3 separate regions of the Mus musculus genome follow, and all the other regions are linked to region 1. A link is a loop called in an ENCODE intact Hi-C map of the cell type or tissue named here. Cell type or tissue: gastrocnemius. All regions are shown on one strand.

What was found. Peaks named below come from ENCODE experiments on the same cell type or tissue, not always from the same donor. Only the 100,000 strongest peaks of a DNase experiment are listed, where the experiment ranks them.
Region 2: it touches region 1 in a loop (2.6-fold over the local background); 16 of 42 quality-filtered maps call a loop at or near these places.
Region 3: a loop joins it to region 1, with 3 times the contacts of the local background. A loop is called at or near these places in 7 of 42 quality-filtered maps.

Annotation. Positions count from the first base shown.
Region 1 is chr7:12,906,083-12,914,082 of GRCm38, forward strand. Zscan22 (zinc finger and SCAN domain containing 22) reads left to right here. Exons shown (of 3, transcript NM_001290436.1): 3 at 152-3,001. The coding sequence ends at 1,239. Among named protein-coding and RNA genes, the nearest start is that of Rps5, 12 kb to the right of the region's middle. In gastrocnemius, CTCF peaks have their summits at 3,525 (motif pointing right) and 7,668 (motif pointing right); DNase peaks (open chromatin) are centred at 3,534 and 4,452; H3K4me3 peaks cover 1,391 bases; H3K27ac peaks cover 1,362 bases.
Region 2 is chr7:12,988,761-12,996,760 of GRCm38, forward strand. It overlaps Slc27a5 (solute carrier family 27 (fatty acid transporter), member 5), which reads right to left. Exons shown (of 10, transcript NM_009512.2): 2 at 7,471-7,680; 3 at 6,120-6,278; 4 at 4,555-4,679; 5 at 2,385-2,579; 6 at 2,207-2,297; 7 at 594-792; 8 at 250-347; 9 at 1-103. Among named protein-coding and RNA genes, the nearest start is that of Slc27a5, 5.4 kb to the right of the region's middle. In gastrocnemius, a CTCF peak has its summit at 3,701 (motif pointing left); no DNase peak of the experiment used is centred here.
Region 3 is chr7:13,273,501-13,281,500 of GRCm38, forward strand. It overlaps Zswim9 (zinc finger SWIM-type containing 9), which reads right to left and starts at 5,221. Exons shown (of 5, transcript NM_177312.4): 1 at 5,144-5,221; 2 at 3,646-3,928. The coding sequence starts at 3,920. It overlaps Lig1 (ligase I, DNA, ATP-dependent), which reads left to right and starts at 5,326. Exons shown (of 29, transcript NM_010715.3): 1 at 5,326-5,459; 2 at 6,648-6,721. The coding sequence starts at 6,705. In gastrocnemius, no CTCF peak of the experiment used is centred here; DNase peaks (open chromatin) are centred at 3,758, 5,028 and 5,259; H3K4me3 peaks cover 1,796 bases; H3K27ac peaks cover 1,235 bases.

The DNA.
Region 1 (8,000 bases):
GGAAACTTCCTTTTGGAAATGAGGCCATGAGAGAAGAGTGATCCACATCTTCCCTTTCAGAGTAAATGAGCTGGGCCTGAAGCAGATGAAGAGGCTTATGTGGTGATCCATGGTGAAAAAAATAACAGAGTGCTTTTTGATTTAATTCCAGGATGGGAGCCAGGAGTGGAACGTGAAGAGGCAAGTTGCAAACAGAGCAATACAGATGAATTGGAGCCACCAAAAATGGCGACTGAAACTGTCATGGGAAGCGTTTTGCCAAAATCTACCCTTGCCCACACTTGTAAACCTGAGAGCCACTCAGAGAGCCAGCCAGAATTCCTAGGAGCACTCTGGATGAAGTCTACTGCCCAAGAGATGGATTTCAGAAAAGCTCTGGGGCCTCACATGGATGCCCCCAAAGACCAGCCTGGCCATGAGTCTAACACCTCAGGAAACGGTTCCAACATGTGGCCCAACTTCCCTTCCCAAGACAAGGCTTCTTCAGAGGAGAAATTTGGCCCATTACTTGATAATGAGACAGTGCCTCCAGATACTTGCTCAGAGAAGAAATCCTCCAAGGATAGTGAATGTTTGAAAACATTCCAGAACACTTCAGCTCTGGAGGCCCACCAGAAGAGCCACTCTCAGAAGACGCCCTATGCCTGTACTGAGTGTGGGAAGGTATTCAGTCGGAGCACCCACCTTGTCCAACACCAGGTTGTTCACACAGGAGCAAAGCCCCATGCGTGTAAAGAGTGTGGTAAAGCCTTCAGTCGCGTTGCCCACCTGACACAGCACCTGAGGATTCATACTGGGGAGAAGCCTTATAAATGTGAGGAATGTGGTAAAACCTTCAGCCGCAGCACCCACCTCACGCAGCACCAGCGAGTACACACAGGCGAGCGGCCCTACGAGTGTGATACTTGCGGCAAAGCCTTCAGCCAGAGCACCCACCTGACACAGCACCAGCGCATCCACACCGGGGAGAAGCCCTACAGGTGTGATGTGTGTGGGAAAGCCTTCAGTGACTGTTCAGCTCTGGTCCGGCACCTGAGAGTCCACTCTGGAGAGAAGCCTTATCAATGTAAGGACTGCCCGAAGGCCTTCGCACAAAGCTCCTCCCTCATTGAGCACCAGCGCACTCACACAGGTGAAAAGCCTTATAAATGCAGTGACTGTGGGAAAGCTTTTAGCCGCAGCTCAGCTCTCATGGTGCACCTAAAGATCCATATCACCGTGACTCGAAGCACCCCTTAGAGTACAGCACAGCCTCCCTGAGAGGATTGACATCTAAGAAATCTGATAATTGTGCTACCCAGTGTCTAAGGGGTTATCTGGGAACACCTCTACATTTGAGGTCCCAGAGGAAATCCCCTAATGAACACGGATTCAGACCAATTGGTGAAGCTTCTAGAAGCTTCCTACTGCCCTCTGTATCCCACTCAGGCTGGTCCCAGAGAGAAGATACTAAACTGATGATCTGCATTATTTCTTGGAACCAGAGCAAGTAAAGCCAGGTGTCTTTCCAGGCTCAGATGCCCCAAGATCCTCGAGGCAGGAAGACCCCAAGCTTCAGGTTCTCACATAGTTACTGTTCTTGCCGGTTCCTTGCTGGTCAGCCTAGAATGGCCCACTCTGTGCCTTCGTACCTGCTTCCCCACAATATTACTTTATGCCTAACTCCAAGACAGACTTGGGAGGCTGCCTCTCCATGCTATCCCTCTCATGTTCTCCCTGCTTTAATCCACAGTGTCTGTCTTCTCCTCCCACGTCTTCCTTCCACATCTCAGGCTCCAGCCCTGTGGATTCACCGCAGGCTCATCTCTAATCTAGCCCCTCCTGCAGTATCACCTCCTGTGAGCTCACCTTGGGCCTCCCACTGGATTTTTATCAGGGCTCTCCTTTCTCACCTCTTCCTGCCTTCATTCCATCCCCACCCACTTTCTTCCTGGCGCATCTCTTTCTGCTACCCAGATCACAGTGAATCATTCCATGACACAATATGTTGTCAGTGAGTCACCTCTTCAACAAACAAGCATGTCAGGATATATGTCATTTTGGTCCAAGCAATTACTCTAGGTATCCTGAAATGTTGTCAAAGGAATGTTGTCATCTGTCTTTGAGCACAGTGTGTGAAAGTGATTTCAAAGTACTGGTCTGCCTGTTGGGCAAACTACACTCCTTGTCTGTTGTCTTATGTTTGCTCCAGACCTGGCTTCCTCTTGCCTCTTCCACTCCTTGTAGCCTTCACCTTCCACATGTCAGCCATACATCCCCCACCTGTGTGCCTTCTTTCCTCTATGATGTCTCAGATGTCCTTGAAAAGCTTCCCTAAACACTTTGACCTGGCCTTATTTTGCCTGACACACTCTTGCTTCTGGGGTACCCCATTATTAACTATCTTAAACCTCTTTACCATGTCATTGTGCTTACACTTCTTAAACAATGCATAGGCCAATGCTCCCAAAGTATCTTATGCTGTGGACACAGTGCACAGCTAACCCTTCCCAATATCTCTAGGGTGAGTGTGACCAATACCTCCCTTAGGTAGTCACTGTCCTCCACCCCACGTTTCCTTCATAGAGACATTTATGGAAGAGCCCCTGTGCCCATGTAAGTCCAGCTTCAGTGGTCAAAACAAAACATTGCTATACTGAGCCTTCCTTGCCTCAGGGCCTGTAGCCCTGGGTACCACGGATTTAGAGGATGCCAGCACTCTGCCAGTCCTAAACTCAACCTGTTAACTTTGCTTTCCTTTCCCTCAGAAAGACAATCCCCTGGCTCCTGGGCCTCCTGACTTCACAAGGTTTTCTTTTCAGTCATGAATATACGTGAGCTACTATATTTACATCCATTAGCTTAATACATTTTGTTTTCCTGAGCCTTCCATGTCTCCTCTTGTGGCTTCACCTCATTGACTACACAAACAGACCCCACTCCCACCCCCAGGATAACTGCAGATTGGAATATTTCAATAAAAAGTAATAAAATCCTACCACATGGGCAGGGACTGCATACCAATTGGGCTTCTCCAACATCTGCATTTCCTTCTGTGTTGCCAGTGGAGGGAGTCCTCCAAGCAAAGGTTCACATTGCAGGCAGGCCAAACATAGGGCTGTTCCAGAGGTGCCAGATGAAGAGTATTTAGATAGGACTAAGAACCTTCCCCAGTTTGTAGGGCTGCAGATTCCTGTATCTGTGGTGCAGCTGTGCCATGAGGCAGTTTGGAAACAATGTGTAAACACAAAGTTCAGACTCACGGATCTCCTTTTCACAGAAGGTCAAGCCAGACTCACTGGCACCTACTGGGCTCTGATCTCTATAACAGCTATGAAGCCTTTAGTTCCAAGGCTGTCAGACCCAGCACCAAGAGCTGTAACACAGGCTACATTGGAGGACTGAGAAATCTCAATACCTAAGATTGCCTGTTCCATACAATGCCACCTGCCCCTGTGGGCTGAGGAATCCATACATTTAGACCTACAGGAGCTCTAGCAGTAAGGTGAAGACCCAACTTTTCACAAAGGGTGATAACACTAGGGGGCGCTGGTCTGTAGCTGTTTTTACACAGGGCTTGAAAATTAGCTGCAGGCAAGCACGGAAGGAAACCTGCTATCAAGCCCTTGAGTCTATCTGTAGAGCAGAAGCACCACAATAGGTTGGTGGTTTACACAAAATTGCCTAGTCCAAGGCTACCCCACCTGTCTGGTCACGGGCCATCTTCACCCCTACTGACTGTTCCCAAGCTTCAGCCTAGGCTGGCTATGGGGGCTATGTAGGACAGGATACGGCTGTCCTTTTTGTGCAGGCGCGAGTCCCTTCTGCACATGTGTGTGTGTCTTCATTGTCTCTCAATGGACACTTGGAGCTACAGTGTCAGACGCTACCCTTATGGGAAAAGCAGCCAAGAAACATTTAAGAAAGAAATGACCTGAAGGACATGTTCCTGAGACTAGCTCTAGAACTTTCAGGGAGGGAGGCAATAGGTTCCTCCAGCCTCTTTGAGGTGAGGACATTGAAGCAGACAGAAAATGCCTTAAGCCGACTGGAAAGGGAAACAGCAAGTTACAAAGGCCTGGAAAGTGGGTAATGTCCCGGCGTACGCCAAGAAGTGTGCTCGGCTCTAAGAGCCTTAGACTACCATGACTGGTAATAGGTTGGGCTCCCTTCATGAGTTTCAGTCTCCCAGCCACTATAGGATCCAGGAAGGCGTCAGATCTGCACGGAACTAGATAGGCAAAGAGAAAACGCTGCAGAACTGTAGGGAAAGGCAGGAACCGGAAGTGTGCTGTTTCTTATCTCTTCCCTAATCTTACGGTCCGGGAAGGAATGGCAGCACCATTAAGGGCCTGAAGGACTCCGTCTTGGAGACCAGAGCTGCAGGACTAGGCAGAATGTCTCGTTCTCATCGGTGGCTTCCAGCTCGAAACCAGAAGCGGACACATCCTTTTCCCCTCCGTCTCTTAAGTGTTGGGACGGGACCAAAAGCGGGGTAGGGGCACAGCGCAAGGCCTCGTGGGAAACGTAGTACTATTACATCCCTCCTGTGTTATGGCAACAGAGTTAGACGCACCTCCCACCCCCACTCCCCAGTGGGCTATTAACCTTCCTTAGTAAGGAGATAGTAACCGCAGAAACGGTCTACCACTCTCCCACCAAGCTCAAGTTAACGTTGAAAGACTTTTTTTTTCTTTTTTAAGATTTATTTATTTTGCCAGGCAGTGGTGGCACATTCCTTTAATCCCAGCACTTGAGCACTTGGGAGGCAGAGGCAGGTGGATTTCTGATTTCGAGGCCAGCCTGGTCTACAGAGTGAGTTCCAGGACAGCCAGGGCTACACAGAGAAACCCTGTCTCGAAAAACTCAAAAAAAAAAAAAAAATTATTTATTTTATGTGTGTGAGTACATTGCACTGTCTTCAGACACACCAGAAGAGGGCATCAGATCCCACTACAGATGGTTGTGAGCCACTTTGTGGTTGCTGAGAATTGAAAGCAGTCAGTGCTCTTAATCACTGAGCCATCACTCCAGCCCATGTTGAAAGACTATTGAAAAGCCCTAAAATGTCCCAGTGAGTGTGCCACCCTCCAGGCTAGTGAAATCCTGGCTCTAGAAGTGGAATTGACCACTGAGTATCAAAGTTCACTCGGTAACTATATGTGCATCCTGCATGAAGAAGAACCAACCCTCGCCCCGTGGTGTGAAACCTATTCTCCTGGTCTTGGATAGAATGACCTGGTCAAGCCAACTGCCTTTTGTTGGTTTTCATAACATCCTCCATCTATCCTATAATTTTTACCTTCATCTGATTTTGTTGTTTTGAAACAAGATCTCATATAGCCCAGACTGGCTAAGAATATTGAGAGCTGGGCCTAAAGAGATGGCTCAGTGGTTAAAAGCACTGGCTGCTTTTCCAGAGGGCATGGGTATGTTTTCCAACACCTTCATGGTGGATCACAACCATTCATAACTCCAGTTACAGGAATCCATTATCAACTTATGATACCTCTATGAGCATCAAGCAGGCATATGGTATCCATACATTCAAGAAAAATACACACCAACTTAAAATAAAATAAAATAAGGGCTGGTGAGATGGCTTAATGGCTAAGAGCACTGGCTGCTCTTCCAGAAGTCATGAGTTCAATTCCCAGCAACCACATGGTGGCTCACAACCATCTATAGGGGGATCTGATGCCTCTTCAGGCAGGCTGAGGTATATGCAACAGAGCACTCATGCATTAAATAAATAACTTTTCTAAAATAAAAATAAAAATCACACACACACAAAAAGCATTTTGAAAGCTATAAGATGCTGGGCGTGGTGGTGCACGCCTTTAATCCCAGCACTTGGGAGGCAGAGGCAGTCGGATTTCTGAGTTCGAGGCCAGCCTGGTCTACAAAGTGAGTTCCAGGACAGCCAGGACAGCCAGGGCTACACCGAGAAACACTGTCTCGAAAAACCAAAAAAAAAAAAAAAAGCTATAAGACAAGGAGAAGCTGAAGTCAGTAGGCCAGGTGGTTAGAAGACACCACCTTGCATCTGTATTCGTTTCCCTAGTAACACACACTGTCTTCATCTTAGTAAAGACTCATTTTGGAATTCTGACTTCTGTGTGTTGTTTTTATCTGTTATACTTTGTCACTCTGGCAAACAGGAAACTGCTCATGGAGCATTTGGGGAAGAGCTTTGTCTCCTCTCCTCTCCTACCTCCCCACCCCCCTGCTGGGTTTCTAAAACAGAGTAACCCTCTTTATCTTATGCTACCCTCAAACTCATCATCCTCCTGCCACAGCTTCCTAAGCCCTGTGACTACGTATGCATCCATGGCCGACTCCAATCATTCATTTATGGGTTCGTTGTTCTATTTTATATTTTATATTTATTTAGTGGAAGGTAGCGGCACACACACGATAGGCCCTAGAACCCTAGAGCACCTGTGGAGGTAGGAGAAACTTGTGGGAGTTGATCCTCTCCTACCACCATGTAAGTTCACACTATCAAATTCAGGCCATCATACTAAGTATTTACCTGCTAAGCCAATTTGCCAATAATCCTTTGAGCAAGGAAAGCCACACACCCAGTTGTCCTGGTATTTATGTTTGTGATTCCAGTATTTAATGCTGGTCTTACTTTTTTTTTTTTTTTTTTTTGGTTTTTCAAGACAAGGTTTCTCTGTATAGCCCTGGCTGTCCTGGAACTCATGTTGTAGACCAGGCTGGCCTCGAACTCAGAAATCCACCTGCCTCTGCCTCCCGAGTGGTGGGATTAAAGGCGTGCACCACCACGCCCGGCTAGTCTTACATTTTTAATATTGCCTATTCCCATTTTCCTAAGTAAGTAAATTTATGTAAATCTGTGGTTCTCAACCTGGGGACAGTTCTGTTTTCTAGGGTACAGTTGTTCATGTCTAGAGGTACTGGAAGCTGTGGTGGGGCAGGGAACACTACTAGTATTTTGTAGATGGAGGCCAGAGATACTGCTAAGCATCCTGGAATGTACAGGATAGACCTAGCCATAAATGCAGTGTGCTGAGCTAGAAAACCCAGTGAGGAGCTGGGGTCCAGGCTGCTTGGTAGAATGCTTGCCTACCGTGCACAAACCCCTGACCCCACACTTAGGAAGAGGAGGCAGAATAATCAGAAATTCAAGGTCAGCCTCAGCTTCATAGGAAGTTTGAGGCCGGACTGGGCTTCATAGGTCTGTCTCAATAAAACCAAAATATAAATTGTTATCTCTGCGGACGAAATACGCCAATTCATACAGAATTAAAAAGTATAAAGGCCGGTTTACTGGGGCAGCTTTCCAGTGGGTTCACCAGTCCCAAGGAATGAGGCCAGGGAAGTTATCGTGCGAGGCAGGGAGACAAAGGAGAGGGCGCCAAAATGTCTGGATTATATAGTGAAGAGCTTCTTGGGGAGAGGAAGCCTAGCCCCTGGGGTTGGAAAGTTCAGGTAAGAATGTGGGGTGTGCCAGCCATGTCCTAAATAGGTAGGGATTGAGGGATGCTGGAAGAACTTGGAGGCCAGGTCCTCTTTGCCTCTTTGCCTATTAAGGCATCCCAGCCCCTTGTCCTGGGTCTGAAACCCAACATAAGTAAATATGGGGTAGGGTATATGTATGTTCTTAAGATCTTATTTATTATGCAGTGTTCTGCCTGAATGTGTGCCTGCAGGCCAGAAGAGGGCACCACATATCATTATAGATGTTCATGAGCCACACCATGTAATTGCTAGGAATTGAAATTTGGACCTCTGGAAGAGCAGCCAGTGCTCTTAAACTCTGAGCCATCTCTCCAGCCACTTGACTGTTCTTCTAAGTGAATTCAAATAGCCCTAAGAGGTCAGCAAGATAATTGTTTTAAGATGTTTGTTGCTGAGCCTGACAACCTAAGTTAAATCCCCAACCTACATAATGCAAGGAGAGAGCTCTCCAGGATGCAGTCCTCTGCCCTCCACACATGCCTCCCTAGAAGCAAATAAATAAGTAAAGATAATTTTTAAAACGGAAAAAAATG
Region 2 (8,000 bases), 83 kb after region 1:
TAGGCAGGGAGCCAGGAGCGGACATGCTGGTATAGCTTCTGCCCATCAAAAGTCTTCCCAGGAGCCAGTTTCACAGCAGCCATGCCAACCTTACCCTCACACCCTGGAAAGAACACTGGTCACTCTGAGCTGGTTATCTCTGCTCACTTACTGCCTATGCAACTGGACATAACTTTTAATCTCTCTGTAATGACAAACCCTCCACACACAAAGATGCAAGATGAATAAAGTCAGGTGAACTCTCCATACCTGGCACAGGCACACCATAGACATTGACTTCCTCTAGGAAGTCTAGGCTAGACAAAACACACTCCACCTCTCCAGTAGATACGTTTTCGCCCTTCCACCTGAAGGAGAGAAGCCACGTCCTAGGATAGGAATGCTCCGCCCCCTGCGAGGGATGCTATCCTCCCCAAAAGAGATCCCAGGCCCAGGAAAAAATGTTCTGTCCCTGGGAATAGAAGCCACACTCAGGGAAAGGGGACAGGCCCTAGAAAGAGCATGCTTCACCCCTGAGAAGAGAGGGGCCCATCAGTCTCTAAGGAGGTAGGACACCCCAGAAACCCCGCCCTCCCAGTCCACCCATGCCTGACCGGAAGGTGTCACCAAGGCGGTCTTGAAAGTAGAAGAAGCCTTCCTGGTCCAAGGTCAGCACGTCCCCAGTGTTGAAGTACAGGTCTCCTACGCGTCGTACATTCGCAACAAGTTTCCGATTGGACTCGGCCTGGGAACCACGGTAGCCCAGGAAGGGTTGGTTCTTTCGAACCTTGGTCAAAAGAAGTCCTGGCTTTCCTGAAGATCGAAAATAAGTCCTAAATAAGAACCCATCAGGTCCCAGCACTTGGGAGGCAGAGGCAGGCGGATTTCTGAGTTCAAGGTCAGCCCGGTCCAGGACAGCCAGGGCTATACAGAGAAACCCTGTCTCGAGAAAAAAAAAAAAAAAAAAAACAACAACAACAAAAACCCCACCAGCTCTTGAGGCAGCCCTCCTGCTAGAGGTTTCTCACTCTGAACTCTTCACCCAGCCAATGGTAGAGCTAAGATGTCCTGATAAAGATGGAGAGATAGAACACCAGCTGCGGGCTGGTGAGATGGCTCAGCGGGTAAGAGCACTGACTACTCTTCCAGAGGTCCTGAGTTCAAATCCCAGCAACCACATGGTGGCTCACAACCATCCCTAATGAGATCTGACTGAAGACAGCTACAATGTACTCATCTTTGAAAAAAGAAAAAAAGGGGGGGAAAAAAAAAGAACACCAGCTGTTGTTCCAGAAGATTTAAAATTCAGTTCCCACCATCCACAATGACCTGTAGTTCTACTTCTAGGGCATTCAACACCCTCTTCTGCCTTCCTCAGGCACCAAGCATACACCTGGTGCACACACATAAATGCAGGCAAACACTCATGTACATAAAATAAAATTTTAAAGATAACGTTGATGGGAGACACTCAGACTTAAGGCAAGAGAAACCAAGACACCAAGAAGAGGACAGAGAAACTCAGGAAATCAAATAGTTCTGAAAGAGAGAGAAAGTAGTAGCATCCAGATGTTCATGAGAAAACAAAGCAAGGATAAGGAGCTGGCAAGTGGGGGTTGGAAGAAAGCCATTCCTGTGCCCTTGCAAAATCTCCAGGAGAGAAGGAAAGGGCTGCTGTCTAGGAGCTTGTGGCCCCTATAAAAAGCTCAAGAAAACCAACAGACACATATCAATGCAGTAGACTAGAATTGATTGAAATAAGATTTGAAATGGGACTCGGGGAGAGCCAAAATCCTCCAAGGCAGAGGTCCCCAGGTGATGGTCAGATAGGCTTAAAGTTCAAGGTGAAGGTTGAAGACACCACCACATATCAAAGTATCACCAATATTAAGATTTTGGACCCCAGGGTGGTGGCACACTCCTATAATCCTAGCATTTGGGAATTGGAGGCAGGAGGATTAAGACCAGCTTGGGCTATATGAGATATTATACCAAAAATCTGAAGATGAAGAAGAAGGGGAAGGGGAAGAAGAAGGGGAAGGGGAAGGGGAAGAAGAAGGGGAAGAAGAAGGGGAAGAAGAAGAGGAAGAAGAAGAGGAAGAAGAAGAAGAAGAAGAAGAAAAGAAAAATTTAAAAAGGACTTTGGGCAGCTCGTTCCAGCCAAGGAAGTGAAAGTTTAGCTCACAAACCCCTCGCACATCCAAAGCAGGCTTCCTGACTTCCTTACCTGGCTCCACAGGAATGCAAAAACCCTGTTTGTCCCTCAGAGGCTCTGCTGTCTCTATGTCGAACTGTACAAGCTCAAAGGGAGTCAGCATCTGGGAAAGAGGGTGGGAAACATTGGCAAAGGTACCAGGGGCTCAGCCTCAGGACCACCATCACACTGGGGAGTCCCACTGACTCACTCGAAGGATGCAGCTGGTCCTTCCCACAGCCCCGCAGTGGCCCACATAGTTCATTAAGCCCACATTGCCCTCTGTGGATCCGTAGAATTCCCAGATCCGAATGGGACCAAAGCGTTGCTGGAAGTTTTTCCACACATTTGCCCGAAGTCCATTGCCCATGGCCAAGCGCACTGTATGTATCTTGTCTTCTGGTTGCTGCAGGGACATCCCAAGAAGTGTCAGAAGGTGGGGCCTGGGGTGGGTGTAGGGTATGGCTAGGAACTCTTTCTGAAGAAGGTAGTTTAGGTGTTAATTTGGAATTACCTGGGAAGTGGTGGAGAGACCTATACTTAGGGACTCTACCTGAGGTATTTAAGAATGGTTAGGCATGGGTGCTAGGCAAGCCTATAATCCCTGCACTTAGGAAGCCAAGGTAGGAGGATTATTAGTTGAATCTCAAAATGAGCCACTTGGCCAGTTTGGACTATAGAACCCTATCTTAAAAAAGAAAAAAAAAAAAAAAAAAAAAAAAAAAAAAAAAAGACTGGAGTCTTTATCTACAGTATCCCTGCAGACATTGTAGGGAAGTTTTGCCTAGAGAAAGTTGCTTGACATCGTTTTTTGTTTTGTTTTGTTTTCTTTTGATTTTAGGTTTTTCAAGACAGGGTAGCCCTGGCTGTCCTGGAACTCACTTTGTAGACCAGGCTGGCCTCGAACTCAGAAATCTGCCTGCCTCTGCCTCCCGAGTGCTGGGATTAAAGGCGTGTGCCACCATGCCCAGCTTGAAGTAGCTTTTATCTGCAGAGTTACGTAGCTAGGGAGAACTGGAGTATCCAGGCCATATACAATTATACCACCCATACCTACATCCAAAGTCAATCTCTCACATGCATGCCACTGGCTAATCTAACCTACACAATCTTTCATTGAGACTCTTCATGGGTGACCTCTCTCGATGTGCCAGGATGACAAACCAATATGACCTTAATGTCAGGCAAACTTCTGATCATCTGACACTTCCTGGGGTATGAGAGTTCTTTCTTGGAGGCATTATCTATAAACATTTCTGTTGAGTGGTGACTTTCATTCTATAGGTGAACCTGGGCATTACTTGAACTGATACCTAATGGAATGCACTTTCCTGGGAAGGAGTTTCACAGGGCTTTTAATTTGAAACTGAAGGGGTAGGGAAAGACTAGGGGAGGTGTTGTATTGCCTAGAGACAGTTTCCTAGGGACCACAGCTCACTGCACTATAAGAATAAGAACATCTCACATCTAGTGTGTTTATCCTGAGCCACATTGTTCAAGGTACTTCATTTCATGTTTACAGCGCCCCCTTCAGGTAGGCGCTATTCTTTTCTTCCCCCAATATTTATTATTCATAGTTGTATTTGTAAACTGAGATCCAGGGTTTGGTAAGGTCCAGGGTGGGACTGTTCTTTTCTATGTTTTCTAAACGAAGCCACTGACACTGGACAAGGTACAGGTTACCTTTGTGACAGTTTGACATCTTGGCACATTCTAGAGTCACCTGTGGATGTGTAAAGATTGTGTAGGTTGGATTGGCCTGTGGCATACCTGTGACAGACTGACTTTGGGAGACCCACCGTAGATGTGGGTGGTGTAATTTTATAGGCTGAACTGAGGGAAGGAAAAACATCAAAGTGGGTATTAGCATGCATGCATTAATTGATTACTTGAGGCTGTTGATTGTGGATGTGGTAGGCGAAGCTTCTTTAAATTCCTGCTCCCCTGACTTCGCTACAGTGAGGCATTGCAGCCAAGAATTGTGAGCTAAACAAAACTTTTATTCCTTAGGTTGTTTTTGTATTTTACAACTAAAGGAATCTAACACACACGAGCCCAGGTGACTAACCATCAAAGCAGCCTACCAGAAAATGTGGAAAGTGTTTGGGACTTGTCCTATGAGGCTCTGTTTTGATGTAGTCTCAGGGTAGCCCAGGCTAGCATTCAACTTTCTGTGTAACCAAGAAGTGAGCTTGCTTGAGACCTATAGCTGAGTCTTTCTGTCTCTGATGTCGGGTCTCGCACGTGCTAGGCCTATGTTCTATTTCTGAATCAATGTCTTCACTCCTTACCAAAGTCTTTATCTGATGATAACTTTGAGAAGTCATCTGGGGCTGCAGACCTATGAGTTTCACTTTGGAGAGTTCATTTTAGAGCCTTACCTCAGGGACGTTACACAAGTACCGCAGGATTTCACCCACATACAAGATCACTGTTACGCCATGCTGCCGGCACTCAGCCCAGAATCGGGAGGCAGAGAACTTGGGGGCCAGGACACAGGTGGCTCCTGGTACGGGGAAAAAAAAAAAGATGATAATGTTCCATGTTGCCGTGAGAAGCTATGTGATTACCTGGTTGTGGTATTTCAAATGCAAATTCAAATTCACCAGTTAGGTGCTATGAGTTTGGCTCAGTTGTAAAGCTTTTTCCTAAAATCTCCCAGAGAGGGGTTGGGGGGTGTGACTCATTAGTAGAGCACTTGTCCTGAATTCACTAGAGGGGGTCCTAGCATGTACAAGGTCCTAGGCTCCATCCCCAATCCTACACAATAAATAAACTATACTAGCTTCTAGAAGACATTTTATTTTTGTTCTATTTTGATTTTTTATGAAAGATTTGTTTATTTCTTTTTGATGTGTATATCGGCATGGCTGTGTGTGTGTGTGTGTGTGTGTGTGTGTGTGTGTATTATACAAGGTAGAAGTCAGAAGAAGGAGTCAGACTTCCTAGAGCTAGAGTGACAGGTGATTGGGGGGTCCTGTGATATTGGTGCCAGGAACCAAACCTGAGTTCACTACAAGAACAGCAAGTGATCTTAACTACTGAGTTACCAGCCATGGTTGATTTAGACCTTGGTATGTATATAGATCAGGCTGAACTTGAACTGCAGTGGTTCTCCAGCTTCTGTCTTCTTAGTGTTGTATTGAGTTCATGGATATTAGTCGCCAGTAAAAAACAATGACATTGCCGGGCGGTGGTGGCACACGCCTTTAATCCCAGCACTTGGGAGGCAGAGGCAGGTGGATCTCTGAGCTTGAGGCCAGCCTGGTCTACAAAGTGAGCTCCAGGACAGCCAGGACTACACAGAGAAACCCTGTCTGGAAAAAACAAAAAAACAAAAAACAAAACCAAAAAAAAAAGCAATGACACTTTTGATCTAACAAGAAATGCGCTGGGCAGTGGTGATGCACACCTTTAATCCCAGCACTTGGGAGGCAGAGGCAGGCAGATTTCTGAGTTCAAGGCCAGCCTGGTCTACAGAGTGAGTCCAGGCCAGACAGGGCTACACAGAGAAACCCTGTCTAAAAAAAAAAAAAAAAAAAAAAAAAAAAATCAGCATCTAGCCAGGCATGGTGGTACATGCCTTCAATCACAACACTCCAGAGTTAGAGGCCAGTGGATTTCTGGGGAACCAGCCCAGTCTACAAATTGCATTCTGTGCCAGACATGGCTACATAGTGAGACCCCGTCTTTTTAGGAAAATAAGTGAATGAAGTATCTAAAACTGGGCATGGTGGTTCAGATCTGTAGTTCAGCTCTTGGAAGGTATAATCAGGATGACCAGAGGTTTGAGGCCACCATAGGCTGTATACCAAGCAACATGGCCCAAAATCTGGAGTGGGGAAAACAAACCCAAGGTACAGAGAATAGAATCTTGTCCTTTTGATTGCCTCACACTAATGCCCACTGTGGTCCTGTGCACTAGAGAGATCCTTGAAGGACTTACCAACTTGTAAGCAGCCAAGGAATCCAAGGACAAGCCCTATCGTATGGTACAGAGGTAGGACGTCATAGACCACATCATCAGCTCTGCATCCACAGAAGGACAGCACGTTGCTCACTTGTATGACCCGCTCATGTGATAAGATGGCTGGCTTTGGGAGTCCTAGACGATGAGAGAGCAATAAAGGTTGGGTAGGAAGAGAGACTACAACTGCAGGGTGGGTCTCCACAGTCAGATCAGCCTGGGTTTGAACCTCTGAGAGGGGAGCAAGAATGGAGATTTTCTAGGTAATGTGATGCAAATCTATAATGCACTCAAGAGGATGAGGTACCTATATAGAGAGTTCAAAGCCAGTTAGGACTGCTAGAGCAAGACTGTCTCAAAAGACCAAAAACAAATAACAGTAAAGCATGAAAATTTGTGGCTGAGTGTGGTTTTGTTTTGGTTTTTTTTCTGTGTGTTTTGTTTTGTTTGTTTTTGAGACAAGAGCTCTCTCTGTGCCTCAAGCTAGCCTGGACTCACTATGTAATTCAGACTGACCTTCAATCTATTCATCCTTCCTTTCTCCTTTCCTTCTTCCCTCCCTCCCTTCCTCCCTTCCTTCCTTCCTTCCTTCCTTCCTTCCTTCCTTCCTTCCTTCCTCCCTTTCTTCCTGTAGCAGAGCCCTAGACCTTAGTAGAACCTGAGACCTTAGCACAGCTGACTCCATGATGGAAATACCTTTCAGGCTGTAAAACTCAGCATGTAGACAGTACCACCTGCTAGAACTTAGACAAAGATCTAATCCGTCAAAGTCCATAATTCTAAGAAAGTCTCTAAATTGTAGTAATCTTTGCTTTTTAGCTTCTGTGCTAATTGTTCTTGTTAACTGAAGTTATGCTGACCTCAAACTCAGAGAGCCATCTGCCTCTGCTTAAGTGCTGGAGTTACAGGCATTGGCTACCATGCCCAGCTTGAACATTTATTCCATTTTAAAGACCTGGAATGGAATGCTTTGTGAATTTTCCTATATTACATGCACCAGGGATATGCTTATTTGTGTATTGGTCCAATCTTAGTATATGCTCCACTGAAATGAGCAGACTTTGAACTCTAGATCCTCCTGTCTCTTAACCTTCTGTGTACTGGGATTTGTATGTAAACAGCACCAAGTCCCACTCTCTGGTTGGTTTTCAGAGCTGGGAGTAATAAATCCAAACAAAATAGAGCCACACTAGAGGTCAGAGTCAAAGGCAGAGGTCCAGATGGAGGGCAGAGTTGGGTGTCAGAGGACAAACTGAAGGCATGGTGCAAGGTGAGTGGGGTCAAGATCAGTGTGGAGGGTGGGAGCAGGACCACAGGCATCCATCCTCACCAGTGGTCCCTGAAGTAAAGATGAATATGGCAGGAGATTTCCACTTAATCGTAGCTCGAAGGCTGGCAGGTACTGGGTCAGAAGGTGCAGCATCCAGGGAAGCTCCCAGAGCCTCTACTCCCGGGGTGGGTGAGCTGTGGCCAAGGTAGAAGCAGTGAATGTTCTCAGCTAGCAGCTTGGGAAGGACTTCTTCCAGGTTCTCCTGGAGGTCTACAGGAGCCATCAGAGGAGAAAAGAGGCAAATTTTACCTTCTTCCAAAGTCAAGGAGACCCAGAGACTGAAAAGCAGATCCCGGAGAAAAGCTTTCTTGTTCCTAGGTAAAGAACCCTATAATGCCAGGTGATGGTGGCACACACCTTTAATCCCAGCACTCCGAAGGCAGAGGCAGGCAGATCTCTGTGATTTGAGACCGGCCTGGTCTACAGAGAGAGTTCCAGGACAGCCAGGGCTACACAGAGAAACCCTGTCTCGAAATAAATAAATAAAAAGAAAGAAAGAAAGTTTAAAAAATAAAAAGGAGAATTAAAAG
Region 3 (8,000 bases), 370 kb after region 1:
AGCACCTGTGGACTCTGGTGCTCTGGAATCAATGCACAGATACCAAAGACAAGTGTATACTGAGTGACTCGTTGGACCCCACGTAAACAACTGGCCACACATTCAGCATCCCTTCTCATTTCATCAAAATCACCCAGCACCACGCCCTGCCTGCCATGTTTTTGAAATCTCAGGATCATCCATGTTTTTTTCTATCTTACAGCCACCAGCATTCTTTCATCCGTATAGTTTGCCTTTTATATTCACTTGACTTACTCTTCCTTCAGATCACATCACCAGCATCGTCTCCTTAATGAAGTCAGTCCTTACTGATAAATTCCAGGCTAGGGTAGATTTCAACACATACTGAGGTGAGAGTGTGAAGGATGTCTGTGTGCATCCTATGTTCTCCATTCCATTTCAAAACATATTCACTGCTCATATGAAATGTTTTGAACATCCTTCTTGACTGGACCAATGGGCTGATTCCCAGAACTGTTAGGCACCGGAACACTTAATTCCTACACTGACAATTCATGACTGAAATTCAGATGAGTGGGGTAGGGTAGGTTAAAGATCAAAAGCATGATGTTTGTAATCAAGACTGTGGGGTCCAAGTCTTGGCTTTCCCACAGGAGCTGGGACAGTGTATGTGGGTCATTTAACTACCCCGTGCCTTGATTTTCTCACCTGGGAACTGGGGCTGAAATACTGTTATTCTTCCAGGCTTGATGAACAGATGAAATGATGTAACAGTGGTTAGAGGGGTGAGAAAACATTTAACAAAAAGAAGTCAATATTCACAAAACATTCTTCTAAAGGGATGTGGTTTTCATGTGTTTGGTGTTCCCCTCATGCTTATTGTTAAATAAAAACAAATACAAAGATTGTGTTAGAGTGAGTATGGAGCTTACAAGATAATTTGTGTGAATCATTTGCTTCCTTCTACTATCTGGATCCCTGGGATCAAACTGAGGTGGTCAGGCTTGGTGACAAGCACCTTTACTCACTGAGCCATCTTACTTGCTTGACATAATTTCCCTTCATCTTGCAGATTTTAAAGACTTTGTGTTTTTGAAGGCTGGAGTATGTTGGGAAGGGTTAAGGAATACTATTCTACAGAGAAAAATGATAGGAGAAATGCCACTAGTGTTGGAAATTTAGAGGTATATAGAGCGCAACTTGAGGCTACTGAATCTCTGGAAAGTTGGTTACTTCAAATACTCCCCAGATACTTAGCCTCCTCCTTGCCTACCAACCCTGTCCTCTAGACCATGCCAGCATGGGTGAGATTTTCCTGACTCTGCTTACAGCCTTTTGGAACTCTTCAGTATTCCAAGGATAAAGCCCCAGTGCTCAGCCTTGCCAGATCCCGGTTTGGACATTCCCTGCTGCAGACTTTAAGCCATGGCCTGTCCCTGGATTGTGGCATCTGAGAGGCTCTGCTTTGTGCAACTAGGTAGGGCAGGTGCAAGAGCTTAGAAATAATATGTTCAAGTCACTGTCCCCAAACTAGCCACCAACCCCCTACCACAGAGCTTTCCACCAAGGAACCAATCTCTGTCTACTGGGTCACCAGGCTCAAATTTAGGGCATTGTTCTCATTCCATAGAACCCCTGCTCAATTGTTCTTCCTGGCATTTGTAGAACATCTGGGACAACAACTACAGATAGTAAACACCGTGTGTGTGTGTGTGTGTGTGTTTTAACTGTCCATGCATAAATATATTAAAAAAAACTTTCCAAGGACCTGTTTACTGTCATCTCTTCTAGAACTTCCCCTAAGATTTCAAGAACAAGATAGCTCAGTGGGTAAAGGTGCTTGCTGATAAGGGGCTGAGTTGGATCTCTGGTACCCACATGGAGAAAGGGCAGAATGTACTCCCTCGAGTTGTTCTCTGACCTCCACACCTAGACTGTGACATGCTCCTCTTTCCCCACAAAATAAATACATGTTAAAAAAAAGATTTTAAGTAGAGTGGACCACTTTCCTTTTCTCCACCTCCCATCTTCACTCTCAACTTGATTCTCAATACTGTATGTGGCTCTTTGAAATTTCTTTCTTCCTCTATGTTGCGCTTTCTCCTCCCTTCTTTCCATTCTTTTAGTCATTGTCTCTTAGATTAGATTCTCAGTGGTTCAAGAGCTGGGATAATCAACTGTGGTCTCAAAACACCCAGCATGCACACAAGAAGTACTCAATAAATGGTTGTTAAATGTTGAATTGTGTCCTGGTAGCAAAGGCAGATTCTGGATTAGGCCTGTCTCTTTTGCAAGTGCTCACTCACTAGACAGTTGTGTGAGGACACATGGTTGAAGTTGTTGCTCTGGTGCTAGACCTCTGAAGCTCCACTTCTACAATAAAGAACAAGAAAGAACCAGAGCATACCCCCACAACAAATGTCGATATACTTGGGGTAAGAACAGCTATGGAGTGCTTACTCCATGTTGGATGCCCTTCCAAATAATTAATAGGTTCTAATTCATTTATTCAAAATCTATGACACAGATACTTCTGTGTTTGCTTCCCAGATGTGCAAACTGAGGCCCAGGAAGGTGATGTTATCTTCTCCATGACCATAATTATAGGTTGACACCAGTCCTGAGTCTGTGCCCCTACAACTATCACTTAATTGGCTGCCCTGGATGTCAGACATGGGTAAAATGCTTTCTTATGCATGCTCATATATCCTCACAGTGGTCCTCAGTAGCAAGTATACATGTGACAGCCCCATATCAGGGATGCGAAAGCTGAGGTTTGAGGTGTGAAACCCATTGCCCAATGGTATCCTATTCCAGTAAGCGGTAGGGCTGGAATCTGGCAGCTCAAAGGCATAGCCTGTATTCTTAAGTACTCTGCTCTTATCCATGGCTTCAAACTAAAGTTCTCAAACTTTCTCTCAGACATACACAGGGACCACTAGAGAGGCAGGACAGAACAGCGGAGCTCTGAGCATGATGCAGTAAATAGTAGATTAAGGCAGAAACTAGAACTCTTAAAGGAATTCCAGCAGCTGACCATTTGCTACATAGAAGCATGGTTTTGTCATGTCCTATATTCAAGGAAGACTTCCTTAGTCCCAAGTGGCTCTCTTTTAACTATCTACCAACCCTTTGGTGGTACTACCCATTTGCCAGGAACTACCTACAAACTTACTCTTAACACGAATCTTCTGGTCAGTCAGAAAGTTCCAGATGGGTAGATTTTAATCTAAAATAACCCCAGCTCCCAGAACAGGATCTGGTTCTACACTGACTGGAGATATCTTCCTTTCTTATGGCTTTCTTCACAGTTCAGTCTTCCAGGCTGCTTTTTGTAGATGTGCAAGACCTGGCCCACCAACTTCGCTAGCTGGCTCTGGTATTTGGGGGACAATCAATTCTCCCCTGTCTTTTGGCTTGTTTCAGTATGCCTCTCACTCTCTACAATGGCCTCTACTAAACCCTGTATATCAAGTCTGGGTTGTTTTGTATTGAGTCTTATTTATTTCCTGGCTCAGACTCCATCTCAGTAAGTATCCTTCCTTGAATCTGTCCTGCCTGGCTTTTCTGTACTTGGCAGAATCAGTGGGCTTCTCTCCCTGGTATTAAACCTGTGGGTTGGAAGCTGTTTGGCTCACCCCTTGCTCCCCTCCCCCTGTAGGGTCACAGCTCAGGCTCACGCACCACGCTGTGGACTTGTTGGGCATGCGCACATCCTTGCACACCAGCAGCACGTAGCTGTACTTGAGCACGTGGATAAGCCTGTAGAGTGGGGGCGTGTTGGCCCAGGGGCTTCGTGCCACACGTGTGGAGCTCTTCACCGAGAAGACTACCAGTCGCTGCTGGCACCACTTGTCGAAGAAGCGGCTGAACTCAGCCCAAGAGAAGAAAGTTCGATCCAACAATTCCTGTTCCTCCTTCTGCACGGCTGCGCTCGGTAAGGGCTCTGTCAGCTCCATCCTGGGACCTTGAGTAGAAGTGGGGAGAAGAGCTGGACATCAGACCCATCTCCACCTGGGTTACCACAATTTCATCATCAGACTGTCTTATCAGCTACTGCTGCCTCAGGTACGTCTCAGACAAATCAAAGTGGTTTCATTGTTTGCTTTCCAGATAGGAATCTCCATCCCATTTTTGTGGTTCACCTGTTGCCTTCCCAGATTCAGTTGGCATTTAATCAATTTCAATCCTAGTTCCAGTTGCCTTAGATGTGACCTCTAGGTACAAATGGAATCAGTTCTACATATCTTGCCTTTAGCTCAGCTGTGAGCATCTTTGCAAATGTATTCCCAGCTTCTTGCTAAGATTTCTCCTTCTTCCAGATGTGAGTCCTATGCCTGGTGATAATATCTAGTAGTCCCATTCATCTGTAGCTCCCTTTCCCACAAGTCTACATTTGAGTGTAACTCATATCTACTCTCATAGCTAAGGCATGAATCTCTCATCCCAGTCATAATCCTCATACACCTTTCTTCTCCCTAGGTGTATCAAATGTGCAGCTGTTGCCCCTCAGATATGACTGCCTTGAACTGCTACTTTGATCTGTGTTTTTTGCTTCCCAGAGATGCTCTTATCTCCAGATGTGCTGCCCATGTCCAGTCAGGGATCATTCGCCTACAGGGGTGTGGCCCACTTGTGGCAAATTCAACTCAGAAGTGTCACCAATAGTCATCTTTGGTCCATACTCCTAAGACTTATTCTCCTCCTGGGCCAAGTTGCAGTCCCCTCTTCCCAGAAATTGCTACTATTCTCAATGTGTATCTTCGTTTTGGACACGGCGCCTTGTCCTCAGATGGGCTTCTTCACTACTAATGCTCCCCCGGGCCCCCACGTCCCGCTGAGCCTCTTGTCCCTTGCACAGCCCCTTTTATCCAGTTCCCACCTCTCGAGACTCTCTCAACCTGTCTCTCCGCTGCTCCTCCCGGCCTGACCATCCCACATAGCGGTGCTTCTCCACTCCTAAAGCTGTGCACCCTTCCGGCCCCCTCCCCCTCAACTCACCTACCCAACCCAAAGCGGCGTCCACCTCCCACAATGCCTCGCGCCCAAGCCCAGCCCGGCCCTTGCTCCCGGGATGCCCCGCGCGGTATCCCGCCTTTCTTCCCCTAGTGCCTGGCAAGGTGGCTTTCCACCAACCCTTCTCTTCTCCCCGACTGTCACCCTTACGACCTCGCAGGCTCACCGGCTCATCCACAGGGAGGACAGGCTTGGGGCCGCTTCCCAGCATGCTGTGCGGGACAGCGCCCCTCCCTCTCCCCACTCTGTCCCATTTCTAGGCTGCCTCACGCTCTAGAGACTACAACTCCCAGCAGCCTCCGGGCGATAGTTGCGGCACGCGCTACTCGCAGGCCCCCGCCCTTGCTCGTCTCCGCCCCCTCCCGCCAAAGTGCGCGCGAAATCTGTGTGGCGCGAATTTGGGGATTTCGGGTTTGCGTCTCTGAGCGAGCGAGCGAGCGAGTGAGCGAGTGTGGCGGCGTCCGGCAAAGTGATTTGGAGAGGCAAGTGGGGACGTGGGCACGGGCTTGGGGCTGGGGTCGGCGAGAGTGCCGAGCGCTTGTCGCCAGTGAGCTTTGCAGGTTCCGGGTGCGGCCAGCGGAACGGGAATGGGGACGTCGCGGCGACCGAGGGCGCAGGAGAGAGGGCAGCAAGGAGCCGTGTACAGGGAGAGCCACTGGCTGACTGGCTGACTGATTGACTGGTTGACCAAGGCCGCAGGAGTTTTGGTGTCTGCGGAGGACTGGTGGCGGCTTGGAAGGGCGTGACTAGGGAGAAAGCCTGGCGGTGGGCGTGGCCATCAGAATTAGTGGCGCCAAGAGAAGAGGGGCGGCCTGGGGCCGGAAAGGAAGGCTTGAGTGTGGTGTTTCACCCTGGACGCCTGCTATCAATCGGTGTGGGATGCTTGGTGTTATGGGACGCTTGTAATGAAAGCAAGGTGACGTCATTGGTCAGATAGTGGTCCGATTTGAAGACTAGAGAAGCTTGGCGCGATGAGTGTCAGGAGCCAGGGAAAAGGTGAGCTTGGCTGCCAGAAGGGGCACGGATGGGATAAGACTGGAGATCTGCAGACACTTAGGGGAGGGTCAGGTCTTGTTGCTTAGTGTATATGGAGTTGAAGAGGCAGAGAAACTTGAACAGGGAGGACAGAGGGAAGTTGTCAGGGTGAGGATGGACATTTGGAAAGGGAAGCTGGCCTTTGGCATTTGGCAGCCAAGGAAGGCTTCAGATATAGCTTAGTGGTACAGTGTTTTCCTAGCAGCAACAGACCCTGCCTGGGTTCTATCTTCAGTAATATAAAGGGGAAGGGGGCAGATAACGAAACTTAACTCTCAAAGAATAAAAATGTGAAAAAAAATAAATGTCAGTAAAATTTTCTCATTCTATGGAGAGCAGTCACCATTAAGATAGATCCACCTGTATCTATCCCATAATGCTGGGTTTACAGGCATGTACAACCATGCCTGCCTGACATTATTATTATTATTATTATTATAACATGGGTGCTGGAGATTCAAACTCATGTTCTCTCTCTCTTTTTAACAGCAGGCACTCTTACCCACTGAGCCGTCTCGGCAGTCCCTGAATACACTTGTTCTTTTATTTCCTTAAGAGTTGTGTTCCCCTTTCCCCCAAGTCTTAGTCTCTGGCACAGCCAATATCCTTAGCTGGTCTTTGGATTTCTTTTTCAGGTACAACTGATGAGAAAAAAAGAGCAAGAGAGGAAAGGAGAGACTTCTGCTGCCAACATGCAGAGAAGTATTATGTAAGGCCCCTGCCATGCTCAAGGCACTTTGTGTTGTGATGTTTCCTGGGAAAATGAGAGCTAACATTCACCCCAGATAAGGGCATTGATGACAAGCCAAAGAAATGATTCCACCAAAATTTAGCTTAGTAAAACAATTGAGTTATATGGTGTTACCTATAGGAAAGCTGATGCATCAGAGGCAACTACATCACTCCTAAGCTCACTTCAGCATGGGTGATGACTTCTGAAAGTTGCATCCCTGGAGCTATCTGCTCAACCTGCAGGCAATTCCACTGAAGAGACCCCTCACCCTCAGCAATTGCTGAACTACTTATGTAAACCTTGGGGAGGGGCTAGTGAGTCTTACAACTTTCTGAGCCTCTTCAGTGTTTTGAGCTTCCTGATTCTTGCCATCCCTCTTCCTTGCAAGAGGGAGTGTCCACATAATTCATTCTCTAAAACCCTGGGTTTTCTGCTTCATAGCTGCCTTTTCTGAGAAGACCTTGAGGGAGACCTGAAGTTGAAATTTCCTAGTGTTGAGTAGTCTAGAAAATGGGAAAAATTAATTAATTAGTTAATTAATTGCAGGCTGTGGATCCCTAATGTAGTAGTTTTCAGTCATCAGTTTTGCCCCCTGGAAACGTGGCAATGATTGGAGACATTTTTGGTTCTGACAGTTTAGGGGTTCTGTAATCTGCTTTTGATATCTAGCGGACAGAAGTTAGACATGCACTAAACCTCCCTCAGTGCGCTGGACAGCCTCAGTGCTAGTTCATAGCCTGTGTACTAATGCGATGTTTCATGTTTAAGAATGTGAAAGAGGAAGGCACTTGGTTTCCATAGTTGTAGGCTTGGTTAGATCCATCTACCAAAATGTTGCCTGGTCTATCTCTCTATGGTCAGCTGTGTTTCCTTTGATGTTACTCTCAGTCTGGCTCTCCCAAGATTAGCACTTCCAGGGTACCTCTCTCTCTATTTTTTATTTATTTTTATTTTTCTCTCATATTCTCTCATAGATTACATCCTTTCTGAATACCCCCCTTTACTCCTTCTAGCCCCTCCTCTCAATTTACTCCTCTTCCATTTTCTTTCAGAAAAAGGGCAAGCCTCCCAGGGTTATTAGCCAAGTTGGCATAACAAGTTACAATAAGTCTGGGCACAAACCCTCATATCAAGGTTGGATAAAATAAACTACTAGGAGGAAAAGGGTCCCAAGAGCAGGCAAAAGAGAGATGCCCCGTCCTACTTTTAGGAGTCTCACAAGAATACCAAGCTACACAGTCATAACCTATATACA